Linked DNA regions of Homo sapiens: region 2 is linked to region 1. The links are chromatin contacts, found by Hi-C or POLR2A ChIA-PET in ENCODE. All regions are on one chromosome and are shown on one strand. Each heading gives the region's core, a stretch centred on a gene start or an enhancer-like site at or near the end of the contact. The rest is flanking DNA. Distances are from core to core; before and after follow the strand shown.

The links. A loop is a pair of places that touch in the nucleus more often than their neighbours do. ChIA-PET counts read pairs that join two places held with the same protein, here RNA polymerase II (POLR2A). Pooled maps may share reads with other maps.
Region 2: a loop to region 1 is called in a pooled map, with 4 times the contacts of the local background. The contact joins the enhancer-like site here to the promoter of CFAP298-TCP10L in region 1. A Hi-C loop is called at or near these places in 1 of 168 maps with a recorded cell type or tissue (mammary epithelial cell) and 5 of 50 pooled maps. POLR2A ChIA-PET finds 5 or more read pairs at or near these places in 1 of 52 experiments (activated naive CD4-positive, alpha-beta T cell).

Annotation. Positions count from the first base shown.
Region 1 is chr21:32,610,354-32,613,970 of GRCh38, forward strand. CFAP298-TCP10L (CFAP298-TCP10L readthrough) reads right to left here and starts at 2,024. Exons shown (of 12, transcript NR_146639.2): 1 at 1,752-2,024. It overlaps CFAP298 (cilia and flagella associated protein 298), which reads right to left and starts at 2,024. Exons shown (of 7, transcript NM_021254.4): 1 at 1,752-2,024. The coding sequence starts at 1,890. RefSeq lists enhancers at 1,446-1,495, 2,156-2,265.
Region 2 is chr21:32,240,110-32,243,627 of GRCh38, forward strand. It overlaps a transcript of MIS18A not described here. Among named protein-coding and RNA genes, the nearest start is that of MIS18A, 37 kb to the right of the region's middle. Within about 2 kb of position 1,427, at least 2 of the 41 ENCODE cell types and tissues checked have a DNase peak (open chromatin) inside an H3K27ac peak, as active enhancers do.

The DNA.
Region 1 (3,617 bases), core at 774-3,273:
ACAGGCATGTGTCACCACGTTTTGTATTTTTAGTAGAGACTGGGTTTCACCATGTTGCCCAGGCTAGTCTAGAACTCCTAGGCTCAAGTGATCCGCCCGCCTCAGCCTCTCAAAGTGTCAGGATTACCCGTGTGAGCCACCACGCCCGGCCCCATCCTTGTCTTCTGAAGGCTGAGCACTGGTGCAGAATAAATACATGAATTTTCAGTTCACTAATGTGACTCTTAGCATTCAGCACATTTCCAATTTATAACGTTATAGGAAAAGAAGATGAATTCCTTTTCTCCTCAAATGCTTTAACTTAAAAATAACATTTAATATTGAGTTTGTGTTGGAACCTCAATTAAGAAACTACACATAAGTTTCATGAAAAGAACCATGACCCTCAGGAATTTCTCCACGGTGCAAAACTCACATATTCATATAATGTAATCAATACATTTCATAATAAATCACATATTCATGCAATTTAATAAATCACATAAATGAATATACTATTTATTGCAAATAGTTACGTTTGTATATTCTATATATACACGATAGTTATATAAACAGTAATATCCTAGACCACATCAGGAAGTATCATCCCGTCAAGTTCAAAAACTATGCTGTCTAATGCGGCAGCTACTCGCTCCACTTGGCGATTTAAATTTATTTAAATTAAAATGACCCAGACGCGATGGATCACACTTGTAATCCTAGCACTTTGGGAGGCGGAGGCAGGCGGATCACCTGAGGTCAGGCGTTCGAGACCAGCCTGGCCAACATGATGAAACCCCGTGTCCACTAAAGATACAAATATTAGCTGGGCGTGGTGGTGGGCGCCTGTAATCTCAGATACTTGGGAGGCTGAGGCAGGAGAATAGCTTGAACCCGGGAGGCGAAGGTTGCAGTGAGCAGAGATCGCGCCACTGCACTCCAGCCTGGGCAACAGTAAGACCCTGTCTCTCACACACACACATACCATATATATATATATATATATAATTTATTTATATTTATATATACATATATATAATTTATTTATATTCATATATACTATATATATGGTATTTATTTATATTTATATATATTTAATTAATTAAAATGCAAATGTAAAATTCGGTTGCCTGGCCGCACTAGCCACATTCCAAATGCTCTACGGCCACAAGTGGCCGGCAGCTGCCCAATGGACAGCACAGATGGGGGCCCTTCCACCGCCGGAAAGTTCTGCGGCAAAGCGGGTGCCCTGGAACCTGCGCGGGGTAGGGAGACGGCGCCGCAACGCAACAGGCCGTTTCCAGGGCGGGGAAAGATCACCAAGGCTTCCTCAACTGTAAGGGGCCGTCCCAAAGCCAGGTGGCTCGCTGCTTTACATTGGGCGACTAAAAATAGTAAATTCAGCTTTTAAAAGCCCACCTAGTTCTCATCTCACCCCTCACACGTGATTAATTGCACTAAGTCTGCTGTTCAGCCCGGCCTTTCGGCTCCCTCCTCCCTCCCCAGCCCATTTCCACTTATTCGCAGCACCCCAAATCCTGGCTCCGAGAGGCACCTGGGCCCACCTCCCAGCCCGGGGTGTCAGACAGGCCGGATCTTCTCCGGTTCCTTATTCATCTCCGGTTAACCCTAGTGTCCCGTTTCAACCCCGGCTGCTGCAAATCTCTTCAATAATCTTCACAAACCTGACCCCTCGGCCCACCCTGCCCCTCTTTCTCCATCCCACGCCGGTCTCTCGATCTGTCCGGGATGGGCCCACCCGCGAGCCGCACCTGAGCAGAGGCGCTGCACCTTGAGCCGCCCATTATAGACCCGGGCCACCTGCACCGTGAGCTCCTCCAGCTCGGTACTCCCAGGCGCCTGCAGCAGGAACTGGCTCTCGTCGCCCCGCTTCACGTGCAGCAGAACCATGGCGGTCCCGCCGAGGTACTGAGGCGTTGAGAAGGCCCCGGCTGCGTGGCCCGCGGGTCCTGCCGGCCGAGGGTCGCCGGATCGCCAGCAGCTGCGACGCACTAACAGCCGCTCACAGTCCGGAATCCCACGCTCCCTAGCCCGCGGTGAGCGGGGGAAACGGCACTCGCTCCCGGAAGTGGATGTTGCCAAGAGCAACAGTGAAGCAGAGTTAAAGAGCCGCCAGCTCAAGCTCAGAACCCGAGTGGGGGAGGCTGGGGTGCACCGAGGCCCAGCAATCCAAGCCCGTACGGAGCTGCGGCCGGGGAAACCACCCACACAGTCTGAGAGGACAGCTGATTCTGAGCGGACCGACGGAAGGAGATTCGCAGAGCCCCTTCCCGGAAGTGACTGTTGTCGCGGCAACTGCCAAAACACAGACCAAGTCGCTGAAGGGGAGGGCGGACCTCCCAATCGACTGGTCTGGGGCCCGAGATTTCCACTCAGGGAGATACGTGGGCTGAGATGGGAGTTACTAGATGGGGAACGGGAAATACGGCGGGAACCACAATCGCGCAGTTCCGCAGCTGCCGCCCCACAACCGCTCCACATTCCAGCGTCCCTTCCGCCGCTTTCAGTCTCCACTTCCGGCAACGTTTCCACGCTGTTTCCGGCCTGGGAAAGTTCGGCGGCAGCGACCCAGAACTGAGTCTTGCTGTTCGCTGCTGTTTGCGCGGGTCAGCTTTTCAGGACGGAGGGGCCAGGGCGAGTGTCCGCACTTCTTCGTTCAGGTTGATTTGGATGGCGTTGCTGGGGTAGCTCCAGCGGCCCCTGCCAGAGCGACCCTCCCAGAAATATCCAGCCATCCTCCAGCGGACTCTTGCTGAAGGCAGTCGGCGTCAGTCGCTGTTTATTCCGGGCCCCACAGATCCAGAGTCACTGCTCTCATGGAGCTTATATTTTAGTGTGACAAAAAGAAAACAAAAATAAATGGACAGGCCAGGAGCGGTGGCTCACGCGTGTAATCCCAACACTTAGGGAGGCCGAGGAGGGCGGATCACCTGAGGTCAGGAGTTCGAAAGCAGCCTGGCCAACATGGTGAAACCCCTTCTCTACTAAAAATACAAAAATTAGCCGAACGTAGTGGCGCGTGCCAGTAATTCCAGCTACTAGGGAGCCTGAGGTGGGAGAATTGCTTGAACCCGGGAGGCGGAGGTTGCAGTGAGCCTAGATCGCGCCACTACCCTCCAGCCTTGGCGACAGAGTGAGACTGTGTCTCAAAAATAATAAATAAACAAACGGACAACACAAATTCAAATACAGATCTAAAGAAAACTAAACAGGTTGATGGACTTCTTATGTTTGATGGTCAGGGAATGTACACCTTCTGCGATATTGGGAGTAATATTATCGTCTCCCGCCCTGAATATTTAGAAAAATATCACAGTGGGGTGTACACCCCTGCGATATTGAGAGTAATGTCATCCTCTCCACCCAGGAAATTACTAACAAGGTCACGGAGGGGTGTACTCCCCCTGTGATATTGGGAGTAATGTTTTCCTCCCCAAACCTGGATGTTAGCAACAAGATAACAGAGGGGGTGTACACACCCTGCGATATTGGAAGTAATATGATCCTCTCCCCCCCGGATACTGGGAAAAATATCACAGCGCGGGTATACATTTCCTTCGCTGTTGGGAGTAATATCATTCTTTTCCTCTCTGGATATCAGGAACAATATCACAGGG
Region 2 (3,518 bases), core at 177-2,676, 370 kb before region 1:
GTGCTGCGAACGTTGCATCGCATTGCTGCAATGTTGGTTCTGGAGACAGCAGAACCAACATCAACCAATTACATGATGCATGGACTGAACCTCTGTGTCCCTTAAATTCATACGTTAAAACCTAATCCCCAACATGGTGGTACTGGAATGTCTCTGGACAGGTGATTAGGTCACGAAGGTGAAGCCCTCACGAATGGGATTAGTGTCCTTGTAAGGAGCTAAAGAGAGGAGAGTTGTCCCTTCCGCCACATGAGTACCCAGCAAGAAGATGCCATCTAGGAACCAAGAGCAGCTGCCACCAGATGCCAAACCTACGGGGCCTTGTTCTTGGACTTCCCAGCCTCCAGAACTGTGAGAACTAAATTTCTCACAGTTGTTGTTTATAAGCCACCCAGTTGGTGGTATTTTCTTATAGCAGCCAAAACAAACTAAGACCGTGACCCTGGGCAAAATCAAGGGATACAGCCAGACTTGGTTTCTTCTCCATCTACAGGATGGTGATAATAATAGCACACAAAAATGTTGTCACGATTAAATAAGACTTGGATGTACAATATATGTTGCTACACTTACTTGTATTTATACATGAATGCCCTGGTCTTTGTACACAAACATCTGTGTCTGCAATGGACTGCCACAGACACTGACGCCCAAAAGATGTGGTTTTGGTTTTTTTAAAGTACCTACTCAAGGAAATTAGTCCAGCCTCCCTTCTCAGTGAACTCGTACTGCAGAGCGTATTTGCATCCCTCTCCCTTGGATTCATTTATTTGCAGTTTATTTTTCTAGCAGTCACTACAATCCCCATAATACAGGAAGTCTCATTCATGGCTCATGTCTGGGAGACTTGACAGATGCTGCTTAAATATTTAGAAATTTCTCTTTAAAGAAAGCAGCTGAAACCGAAGCCTGTCAAGCTGTTAAAATGTGGCCCTATTCCTCAAGTTCACATTTAAATGTTAAGATTATATTTGGCTTTCAGCGTTTCTAGAGAGACCGTAGTGATTTTTATATGTATATTTTTTCAGAGTCAACATAGATGGCACTTACTTTTTCATAACTTTCATATACAATGTCATGACTGAAAACTAAACATGTAACTGACTGTTCACTTTCAGTTTAAGTAAATCATTTGGTGTGGTTATTACGAAAGTAGAACTTCAAATTCTTTTCCATCCAAAGAAAACACAATTAAAATCCGAGCAACATTCCAGTGGAGTACTGCTTTATTTGAAGAAGCAAAATGTCTAGCTGACAATAAAAAAAAAAAAAAAAAACTCAAGAAAGCAACAGAGCCAACTGTCAAGGATGTGACCCCAAATGGTAACTTAAGTGTCATCGTTCTTATGATTCTGTCTCAGTGAAGATGGTGTGGCAGGGTGATGGGCTACATCCTATTTCCCTTTCCTTGGAAGGAACATGGAGTTCCTGAGAATTTAGGAAGACTTGGAGCCAGCTACCTCGGCCTTGTTGCCTGTCTGCTAGACCAGACTGTCTGAAGCAGAGATGTAAGAAATTAAACATCAGAGAAGGAACTAGGGCTTCTCAGGCTGGGTTTCTGACATTCTTTCCTCCCCTGGCAGGTGTAATAAAAGACACACATGTCAACCCTTAACAGCTCAGAGGCAAAGCGGTAACATTTCACTATAAAGAGCACAATTATGGAAAACTGCCTTATCGAGCTATTTTCTTGTCCCACAGAAGACTCAAAGAAATTCTTCTGTGTTGCTCTCTTGACAATTTCATACCAGAAAGGATTTTGGGTTTTTTGTTGTTGTTGTTGTTGTTGAGACGGAGTTCGCTCTGTCGCCCAGGCTGGAGTGCAGTGGCGCCATCTCGGCTCACTGCAAGCTCCGCCTCCCGGGTTCACGCCACTCTCCTGCCTCAGCCTCCCGAGTAGCTGGGACTACAGGCGCCCGCCACCACGCCCGGCTATATTTTTGTGTGTTTTTAGTAGAGACGGGGTTTCACTGTGTTAGCCAGGATGGTCTCGATCTCCTGACCTCGTGATCCACCCGCCTCAGCCTCCCAAAGTGCTGGGATTACAGGCGCGAGCCATCGCGCCCGGCCAGAAAGGATTTTTACAGCAGCAAGAAGCAGCCTGAGAGCGATTGAATTTTCCAATATAAACCTGAATCCACATCAGGAGGAGGGATGATAAGGCTCCATGGCCTGTCACTTTCCAAAGATGCCTGGATATGGCCATTTCGGAAGGTGAAAGCCAGTGCCTGTTTCCTCATCATATTCTTCTACTGAGTAAAATAGATAATCTTAGGTATAAATATACATCATTTTTTTCATGGCATTTAATATAATTATTTCATTTTGGTTGGGGAAAAAGGTCATAGCCCATAAGTATATTTTCTTCATCTGAATTAGACTGTACTTAAAAAAAAAAGAAAAAGTTTTTGAGTGCTGGAGCACAGCAAAAATGTCTCTGCTCCCTGTTTGTAAAATGGTCACTCTGTGATTAAAAGCCTCCTTCTAAATGTGACTTCTTGTCTGTATTCTTGAATGTAGACAGTATTTAGCCAGTGAATCATTAGTCATTTTTTTCCCCACAAATATGATTGAGCACCTGCTATGTGGAAGGTCCTGTGCTGGGCTTATCAAAAAGAATGTCCCTATCCCTGCCCTCCAGAAGCTCCCAGTGTTGTGGGACTCTGATGGATGGACAGGGGTAGTGAAGACTCAGACATGGTGGGGCCATGTCGAACTGGTAATGTTTTAAAACACTTCTTTCAGCAAAAGTGTAGCCAGACTCCTAACAAGTGAGTGAACTATTTATCTACCTCCCCAAGACAGTGTGGTACTGGCAGAACAAAAGAGAGCACCTGGAAACAGACCCACACAGACAGAACCAACTGATTCTTGACAAAGGTGAAAAGCGATTCACTGGAAGAAGGATGGCTTTCCAACAAACGGTGTGGACTTATTGGACATCCAGAGGCAAAATAAATAAACTTCAGCAGAAACCTCACACCTTATTAAAAAAAATTCAAAATAGATCACAAACCTAAATGAAAAACGTTAAACGTTTTAGAAGCAAACACAGGAGAAAATCTTTGTAATCTGGGATTAGGCAAAGAGTTCGTAGATATGACACCAAAAAAGATAAAGTTGCTAAATTGGACTTTATCAAAATCAAAAACTTGCTCAGTGAAAAGTTAAGAGAATAAAAAATCAAGCTACAGACTGGGAGATAATATTTTTTAAATACCTAAAAAAAGAGTTGGATCTAGAATATAAAAAGAACTACCAAAGTGCAGCAGTAAGAAAATCAGACAACCCAGTTTTTAAAAAATGGTCAAAACACTAGAATAGGTGTGTTACCAAATGGTATATATATGTGACAAGCATATGAAAAAGATGTTTATCATAGTCATTAGGCAGATGCAAATGAAAATGATCATGAAGCACCACTGTACACCTAAAACCTGACAGTAACAAGTGCCGGTGAGGATGCAGAGAAACTGGAACATCTAAACATTTCTTATAAAGTTAAACACAGACTTACC